2 separate regions of the Homo sapiens genome follow, and region 2 is linked to region 1. A link is a contact called in ENCODE Hi-C or POLR2A ChIA-PET data. All regions are on one chromosome and are shown on one strand. Each heading gives the region's core, a stretch centred on a gene start or an enhancer-like site at or near the end of the contact. The rest is flanking DNA. Distances are from core to core; before and after follow the strand shown.

Evidence for each region. Hi-C counts contacts between places; a loop is a spot of excess contacts on that map. ChIA-PET counts read pairs that join two places held with the same protein, here RNA polymerase II (POLR2A). Pooled maps may share reads with other maps.
Region 2: a loop to region 1 is called in a map of Calu3, with 4 times the contacts of the local background. The contact joins two enhancer-like sites. A Hi-C loop is called at or near these places in 4 of 168 maps with a recorded cell type or tissue (Calu3, IMR-90, PC-9 and 1 more) and 2 of 50 pooled maps. POLR2A ChIA-PET finds 5 or more read pairs at or near these places in 2 of 52 experiments (MCF 10A and PC-9).

The regions. Positions count from the first base shown.
Region 1 is chr7:46,566,172-46,571,129 of GRCh38, reverse strand. No RefSeq gene overlaps it. Among named protein-coding and RNA genes, the nearest start is that of IGFBP3, 650 kb to the right of the region's middle. Within about 2 kb of position 2,634, at least 3 of the 41 ENCODE cell types and tissues checked have a DNase peak (open chromatin) inside an H3K27ac peak, as active enhancers do.
Region 2 is chr7:46,761,548-46,766,393 of GRCh38, reverse strand. No RefSeq gene overlaps it. Among named protein-coding and RNA genes, the nearest start is that of SNORD151, 700 kb to the left of the region's middle. Within about 2 kb of position 1,998, at least 8 of the 41 ENCODE cell types and tissues checked have a DNase peak (open chromatin) inside an H3K27ac peak, as active enhancers do.

The sequences.
Region 1 (4,958 bases), core at 1,385-3,884:
CCAGCTTTAATAAACTTGTTGCATAATGACTTACATCCAAAGGTCTCAAAACATTTTTTTCCAAATGCACAGTTGTCTTACAAATATATGTAATCATATTGCACTAGTTTATTATTTGTGATCTAAATAGGATTCATTTCCTTGGGATAAAACAAATAATAATTTAGATTATCCAATATTTTTGTTTCAAATGTTTGTTTTCTTGTAAATGGTTACAAGACCTGAGAATTTTCTAGTAGTTTCATCCATTTTGGAAGATAACTAATTAAATTCCTGGGTGACTGAGAAACTCAGATGAATGCATTAATTCCTGTATGATAAATTTTGACTTATTAACTTAAATCCACTTGAACCAGGAAAGAGAGTAAGGGGGAGTTCTTGGCCTTCTAGTATTTTCATTTGCCAGCTATGTTTAGACTTATCTACACTTTATGTACTCAGTTAGGTAAGACACCCCCCATGAAACAGACAGCTTTGAGTCATTCTTTACTCTCTGGGGTCTGACTAGAAGGTGGAGGTGCAGGATCCCACATGAATGCCTCTTCTCTCAAAATTTCCACTCTCACTTTTCAGATCTCTGAACAAACATTTTTAATTTTTTATCTGATGCTGTGCTGGCAGGGTGGCAGGTGGGTGAGGTGCCCTGGTGAGAATGTATGTCACTTGTCACCAGGCTACATGCACGCCCACATCTGCACCTGATGCCAGGGTTAGCCCTGCTGCACCCGCAATGGCTCTCACAGCAAACCCTTCCTGTGAGAAGCCTTGATCCCATTAGGATCAGGAGATCCACAACAGAATGCTTATTGGGGCCATTTCCCAGCAAAAGTGTAGTGGGACAGGCAGGTAAGAAACAGCCAAAAAACAGGTGACTGCAAAGGCAAGAGAGTATGGTGAGTATTACAGTCCTTGGTCCCAGATGCTCTGCAGGGCCCAACTCACTGTTTGCTCCTTTCCAGAAAACTGCTTGATTTATCTTCAAGAAGTCTGACCAAGGCAGGTGGACTGGAATTTAAGAAGAAAAAGAGGTGAAGCACACTCAAAATGACTGAGTTTCTGTTAGAGTCTAAGTGCTTCATACCAGTTATCTCATTCAGACTTACATAATAAATGAAACAGTTCATATAATCTTCATCTGTATGAAAATAAATAGGAAAGCAATTGAGCTTGATGACTGCCTAAAGATGGAGGTGGCAAACGAAAGGTTCTGGAGTTCAACCCCCTCCTCGATCCAGCTTGGAGGCTGGGCTCTCCCCTGTATCAGGGGCTACTCTCGTGTTTTTAGAGTTTCACAGGTAAATCCTTTGCTTCCAGTAAAAATTCAATAGGTAGAAGAGCCAAAGGTTGAGGCATAGGAAGATGACATATCTGTTCCCCAAGATGTCTCCAGGGCAAGTTGGGGTCCCCCAGGTCCACATCCTCATGATGTCTGCATCAGGTCACCATGGATTGAGCAGGCCCCGGCAGTGAGCACAATGCTAGAAACATGAGCACCCACCCCCAGGCTTGGCTGGTGTCTCTGTCCCTGCCACCTGCACTGCCCCTGTGACTCAAACCTGGGTCTGCCTTGCACCTCCATTCTGCTTCTCCTCCTCACCTTGACATCACCCCCTTAAAAGGTTTTGTTGCACTGATAGGGCAGCCGGCAGATGGGCAGCCTGGCTGGTCTCTGAAGAAAGTCTGAACAGACACTGCCTGCCTTGCCCACTGATTGGATTACTCCCCTCACTCCAGAACAAACCTCAAGGCTGAAGTTTGAATCCCTGAGCAGCCTCTGCATTTCTTGTGCAGCCATCCAGAACGTTAGCTTCCTGCCTGCTGCACTGTGTCTGTGGCAGCCCTGGATCGCACTGTGTCCCCCAGCACCACTCCCACAAAATGCTCTGCCTCTGAGTCACAGTCCCTGCCTGTCCTCTTCCATGCAGGTAGCTTCAGAAGCTGTACCCCAGGCAGGATGGCCTGAGCACACTGGGGGCCTACATTGCCTTTCCCTCTCAGGTTCCATCCACAAGAGTGTGATGTGTTCAGTTGCCTTTGTTGGCTCCCTGTGTCCATTGCTGGGGGCAAGGACATGCGGCAGAGACGGAAGATAGAGACAGTCTTGTATGATCATGTTTAGAGCCCTCGTCACAACTTGCTGCTCAAGGCAAGTGGAGAGGCCAGGACAGCACATGCAATGGCAATGAATAAATCCACATGCTCTATAAAATATTGGAAACTCGGGATGACAGCTGAGCTTCCTTGAGCTCAGGGTCAGCCTTTTTCTTCAGCTCCTTCACGTTATGTTCCTGAGCAGAAACAAACAAACGCACTTTGTAGAACGGCATGTGGGGTTAAGGAGGCCTGCATGTCTGTGGTGACAATCAAAATAACTGATAAACTCGGATGGGATGTGTCTATTAAAATAGTGGTAGCTGCCTCTCAGGACTGCCCACTGCCTGCCAAGTTAGGAACATGACCTCACATCCGTACACCAACCCTGTGAAGGGAGGGGCCGGATGCCCATTTTATAGAGACATTGTCATGAACTCCTGGAACTAAGGTCAGACTTGAGGTCTTCCCAGTTTTCAGGACTGTTTAAGCTCTGTACTCTTGGACTGCCTTGGGACCCGCCTGTAACTCTTGTACCTTCATGCCTGCACCTCACCCTGTAATGTAAGCTCTCCAGGTACATGAGCCCCACCTACCTCCCCATACAAACACACCCACATACTCCCCCACCCCAGAGGGTGTTCAAAAGCTCTATCTATCCTTCAGGGTCTGGTATAAATGTACTCTTCCTTATTCTAACCCCAGCACCTTGTTTCTTAAAGTGCAATTCAATGTTTCCCACTTCCAAAAAGCATTTATTTTTATTAGTGAGTTAATATCATCTGAGAAATAATGACTCAAGACTGTCCCTAGAAAAAGTGACCCTAGCTGGCCATCATTTGTCGTGGTATGGAGATGAGTGAGGAGAGAACATGTTGAATTGAGGAGAATACCCCAGAATGCGTCCCTAGACCTAGCTACAGAGTAGGAATGCAATAAACAAAGCCATTGTTGACTGGCTGGCTCAGCCTGTGATAGGCGAGGCTGTTTCAAGGGAGCTGCTGCACCACAGACTGAAGCCTGACCTTGATCCCTACACACCTTCCCACCTAGACCCAGGGGAGCTATCTCCTAGACTGGAGAAAGATGCATACCCCACCGGAGCTATTTCACACTGCTCACAGCTCCGGGCCAGCAAAGATGAAGAAGCGCTATAATCATTGAAACAAGGCCAGTAGCTGTCATTGTCCTATAATAACAGAGCAACACAGTTTTCTTGGCTTCATGGAAGACTGCCTATTAGGAGGTCATCTGAGGGAAGCCAGCCATCCATTATGAGCGCCATATCATATTTCCCCCCCATATTTTGTCTTAATTTTCTAAAGTTTCTTAGAGGAAAAGTGGCTTATGCTAGGCTGATGGTTTCTCTTATCCCAAAATAGTATGGGAGATTCTTTTTAAGGAATCTCATTATCGAGTTTACCTCTTGTTTCCACAGCTCCTTTTCATTCAGTCAGTCCTTCATTTATTTATTTGCCGACGTAAAAGGGCCATCAGCAAAGATCTGTGGGGTGACTCTTTCACACATAATAAACCAATCAGCCTCTTCAATGCAGTAAACATTCTGTAACAGGAATTTTTACATAATCTACGGCTTCCAAGTTTCTCTGGCTTATGGAGTTCCCCGGGGTTGTGGGGATGTAGAGATGGATGATATTTGGTCCCTAAGCCCAATGTGCTTACAGCTCAATGGAGGGGACAACTTATAACATGTGAAAAAAAACAAGGTCAGTTCTAGAGCAGAAATACAGTTAAATCTGTTGGAAGAAGCCACAAAATCTTCATGAAAAAGGTATAAGGTAATCCAGGCCATGAAGGGGATAGGATGTCACAAGTGAAAAGAAGTAGAAGGCATTATCTTTAGTGGTACCAGGAATGGTAGAAGAAGTCATAGTAGTTATAGGGGATGGACAGTTGTATTTAGCGGAAGCACAGAAGATACTTTCATTTCCATGAGATCAGAAACAAATGTTAAATATAGTTATTGATATATATACATAAATGTTCACACGTAGGCACCGAAGACTGTATTCTCTGAAGATATGTGTCTTAAACAAGGGCGTCACTCTTATCAGGCCAGGTGGGGCTCCCATTTGGAAATTACAGTAATATATTATCCATTAACACCAGAAAGAGGTAAGAGGAAACTAAGAAGCACCCCGCAAGGCTGGACCAAATTACAAGGCAGAATTGAAGGGAGACTTATAAACACCTGAACCATCTGTTTCTTAATTTGCAACATTTGGGCAGCTTTTAAAGGCACAATCCAGCATTTAAGTAATCTTCATTGTTCATTTGTTCAGCTCCCGTGTTCCAGACATTACATTTTTTATTAAATGGCAGTTTCTTAGGCTCAATTCAGATGGTAATAATTTGGAAGATCACTGACAAAGTGATGACATCCTAAGTTTTCTTAACTTGAAATCTTTGCTCCCCTCCCTAGGAATTATAGGAAAAGCTGAGTGTGTGCACCGAAGCTTATTTTTCTAAGGAGAGGATGCCAATGTCTCATGAGATAGTCAGAGGATTCTACGATCTCCCCAAAGTCAAGGATTGCTGTCTCTAAACATGTTACAAATGATAAATATAGAGCAGAATGCCTGCCCAGATAGGCCATCTTCTTAAGAAAGGAGGGGAGTGCTTTTATAATGTCAGGACTCCTATTCTTTGAAAAACTGCTTTATGGATATAATAAGTAGAGAATTGAGAATCACAGATACAGTTCACATTGAACAGGACAGGGAGCCTGAACACTCACTCAGGCTTAAGTTCTGAAGCTCATGACTTATGCTAACTTCCTGTAGGATGGTAGGTAATTCACTGATTCTGCTTGTGATTGTTTCCTTCATCTACAAGCCAAATGGCTG
Region 2 (4,846 bases), core at 749-3,248, 200 kb before region 1:
GCAGCTCGAATCTGCCCTGGGAAGGCTCACCTCACCCACTGAATTGCAGCTAAGGTACCGGACGTCCTTCCCGATTCTACTTTAATAATGTAAATCTTATTGCTGCAAATTGAGCTGAGGAGATGCTGTGAGGGTGCTCACCTTAGAAGTACACAAGCCAAGACTTGGATTTCTTTGGCAGTTTGAATCCTTTAAATGGTTACTATCTTCTTCTAGTCAAGTAATGGTCTTGTCTGCCCCTTTCCTTTGAGTCTGGAAATTTCTGTCTCTTAGCAACATGCTGCTGCCACTGTCCCCCTAGGATCAAGCTTAACAGACTCAACTTTCTTCCAGCCACAGCTTTGGGACATTTAGATGAAAAAAAAGATCGTGGAATCAGGATACATTTGAGTTGTACCTTCTCAGAAACTGCCTTGCCCTCTGGCAGGTCAACAGTGCCTAAGGGGGTGCTCAGCAGGTGATATGTTTTGGCTGTGTGTCCCCAACAAAATTTCGAATTGTAGTAATCCCCATGTGTTGTGGGAAGGACCTGGTGGGAGGTAATTGAATCATGGTGGTGAGTTTTTCCCGTGCTGTCCTTGTGATAGTGAATAAGTCTCATGAGAGCTGATGGTTTTATAAAAAGGAGTTCTCCTGCACATGCTCTCTTGCCTGCTGCCATGTAAGATGTGCCTTTGGTATTCCTTTGGCTTCCACTATGATTGTGATGTCTCCCCAGCCATGCAGAACTGCAAGTCCATTAAACCTCTTTTTCTTCATAAATCACCCAGTCTCAGGTATGTCTTTATTAGCAGCGTGAGAACGAACTCATACAGCAGGGTTCAAATTTGTTTCATGTCTCATCTATCTCCTGCTAAACTTTGCACCTACCTACCTAGTCTCCTAACACAGATTTTTACTTGGGATCAAATGGTATCTTTTTAACTCCAAGAAATGGCTTAAGTTTCTGTCTTATTTTTGAAATGTATTCCACTGGCAAAGAGAGTTTTGGCCTTTCTTGCCATTTTACTTTCAGACAGGTCATCTTCAAGCCTTGCTGTTACTTGACTCGGGGTTTGAGGAAGACTACAAATCAACATACGCTGATGACAACGCTGAACTTCAGCTGAGCCCTTGTGCTCCTGGAAATCCCCCTAGCCTGCCCCCACATATTGCCAAATAAGAGCCATCTCTGTCCTTCCTTATGGCTCTCATAAGGCTACATTTAGCTCTCTTGTTTGGCTGCCTTAAAACGCCAGGCAGGACCCTCCTTTTTTTTTATTAATAAATATTCTCCCTTTCACAATTGCCTGAATACAGTCCTCTCCTAAATGTCTGGTTTCCTGCCATATTCCCAAATGCAGCAGTACTGTTTGGCCCATAACACAGTGCTTTAATCCATTTCCCAACCTAGCAGATGGGGGTCCTTGCTGCCCTTCCCTCAGTTAGCTTGACATTTTAGTCTATTATGTTAGCGCTCCCAATTTTAAGTTCTATGTTGACTTAAAATCAGTGATAGAAACACAAAGGGAAATTGGCACTAATAATGAAAGACATTTATGAGTTTGCCACTTGGGGATCTGAGACAGGGAGGCCTCAGGATGTGCTCAGTCAGGGCCCACTTCTGATTCTCTGGGATGCTCTCTTATGCACATCCATTTAAGCCTGTACTAGCAGAGAGATGATCTGTTTAGTATCATCTAAATGAAGATCTCCCAATGAGAACAGGCAAAGGCCATTCACCCAGAGCTGCTCTAGCAAGGGGGCCAGCCACCATCACCGCATTTGGCCAAGAATCACAGGCAGGCAGAGGAGAGGGGAAGCTTCACAGTGGGAAACAGGTGAGCCCTGTTGCAGTTCAGACAGCCTGCCTTGGAAAGCTGAGGCGGCTCACTAGAAGAGAGGCTGCCTACGTGATTGGTTAGGGAAGCATATTTGGCTTTCTCTGGTTGGTCCTTAGTTGAAAGCAGGGACAATATCAGGGAAGCTGCCAGTTATCAATCATGTCTTAGCCCTTTGGGACTAATTATTACAGGGGTTATTGTTTAGCCTCCTGAACCAGTTGTTAGAGTGGTCTGGCTTCCTATGAGTCTGACTCATAGATCTCAGGCTGGTTTCCTGGGCTGGTACTGTAGTGTATGAGTTGGCTTTCTGGGCAGTTTGCCACAGATTGTGGGTCAGAGTTTTATTTTTATGTCTGGTCTGGCCATTGCCCATTCATATCTCTGTCCTCCATTCTCAGTATTTCACATCTTTGCATTAAAACATGGAGAGAGAGAGAGGAGGAGAAGGAGAAGGAGGAGGAGGAGGAGGAGAAAGAGGAGAAGAAAAAGAACAAGAAGAACAAGAAGAGGAGGAAGAGGAGGAGGAGGAAGAGAAAAAAGAAGTGGGGGTAGAAAAGAGAGGAGAAAGAAGGGAAGAGGGAGAGAGGATGAGAACCAAAAGATAATTTTTCTAGAGGCCACAGGGAAATATCTTCATGCTTTCATTTGGCCTTAATTGTTCTACAAGCCCATTGCTAAGACCCACTGATGGGGGACAGGTTGTGACTGTAGTTAAATTCATTGTGCCCAGGGGTCTAAGAAAGAGTTTATGCTTTCCCGGAGGCAAACAGGTTGACTGGGGGAGTAGGTATCTGATTAAAATAAAGATTCTATCAGAAGAAGAAAAAAATACTGCCACAACATTTTGTCTTTCTGAAAAATGTTTTTACTTGTCCATGTTAAACAATTATACTTTAAATCTGTCACCAACTATCTGGAACAATTTAGGGAATAAAAAGTTTCCATGTCGAGTGTTCCGTTTTCAGAGAAGCGCCCCCAGCACTGTTACACATGGAAGCATTTCAACTTCCCAGTATAGCTGGTGTTATTATTTACACATGGTGTGACCTGTGGGGACTCTGGTGCCCATAGTTATTGTGAAACAATGGATGTTGCCTAAGGTTTCTGAATTTCATCCACATTTATTTTGTTGTTACAAAGTTAGAAAAAAAATTCCCTAAATAACCAAATCCTTTGCAAAGTGCTTTGGTAAATTTAAAATTCAGTTGTTAAATATTTCCTTATTTGTGCTCCAAAACTTGTAAAAGACACCATAAATTAATTTCATCGTTAATTTTTAGATGTTTTCTATAAAAATATTTTAATCATAAAAACAAGTATTTTCTCATTTATTTGTATATTTACTAGTCTAAAAAACTAGCTACTGATCAACATCAGCAATGAAAATATATTGTTTTGTCTTGAATAATATCAAAAAATACATCAACAGTTATTCTTTAGAGGGGTTGGAAAATAACTTTGAATCTGCATACCCGTTACAACTTTGAGATAAATAAAAATTTTTTTCTTGCTTTATTTTGGGGAAGAGCTGATTCCCACTATGAACACTAGGCATATGCGGAGAAAACAGGATGCAGGAATGCCATGAAGTCAAAGTATTTAGGCTGCGTATACTGATCAAAATGATTTCAAAATGATCTTCAAACTTAATGTAATTTAAAGCCAAAATATATTTGTCTTTTTTCTTCTACATGGATGTATACATTCACGATATACATAAAACAGATGGAAAAGAAAAATAAATGCTGAGTTGCTAGTCCTATGTGTTGATTAGTCCCCAGATGCATATACTTGTGTTGGTTGGTTTTCCAACCTTTCTAGTACATTAATTTGCTGTCATCAGCCACTCGCTGCTGAAGGAGCCTCCATGACATCTCCCCAGCTCTTTTTATTCATCTTGATAAGCCAAATCTCTGCCCTCCATTTTCAGGAAACACCTCTAAAATTCTTTCAAAATCTGTTATCCTAACAGAGCACTAAGTTTAATATTTATAGATCATCTATATTTTGCCAGACACTGCAGTAGCTGATGGGTTTTAATGATGAAATAAACACAGCACATGTGCTCTTGGGACCTTTAAACCAGTGAGGAAACAATGGTTGTGCACATCAGTAAGTATTATAGGAACACAGGACATGAGCAGAAGACAGAGAAGGAACACGTGGCTCATGTGTGAAAGACAAAAAGAAATAGCCCAAGTGTGTGGTGTAAAGAAATCTATTCTATATGAAAAAACGCATGTCCACAGACTGGAGACCCAGAAAACAATGCAGTTCCATGATGGAATACACAGATATTTGATGTGACCCATGTGTAGTATGGATGCAGGAAGCTGGCCAGAGGCCTGATGAATGAGGGCACACAGGCCATGGGAGGAGTCCTGGAGACAGACCCCTAAGTGAGGGGAGTTGCTGAAGAGTTCTACTGGAGAGGATATAGACATGTAGTGAGGAGCCAAATGTGTGAAGAAATGTAGAAAGTATCCACTTGTTAGTTTTCACATACATTCAACACACATTAGGTGGTAAGTACTTGTATTGTAGTTGAAAGTCATTATGAGACTGGAAGGCTCAGAGACACCCAGGGAACTCCTGAAGACACACTCTGAGGGGCATAGAGCCTTGTGTGGGAGACCTAGGGCATAAGAGGCAGACAGAGGTGAACTGTCAAAGGGCCATGCAGGTTAAGAGCCGTGCAAGATCCAAGGAGAGATAAGTAACGTGAAGTAAGAGGAAGAAGATCTTAATGGAAGGAGGGTCCATGTAGGGTTAAGTATGGAGTTAATGGGTGGGGTAGATTATGGGACTGAAATAAAATGTGCCTCCACACAACTTGATTAAACGAAATAGGTTCTAAAAGTTTTGGATTAAAAGTAAGTTGCTCAAAATAGCAAATCCCATTTGAATGCTGTTTTGGGGAAAAAATAATGACCTTCCTCAGTTACTACACGTCTGAATTTATTAATTTCTTTATTTGTCCTTTATTCAATGCCCACTATGTGCCAGACCCAGTTCTGGGCCTT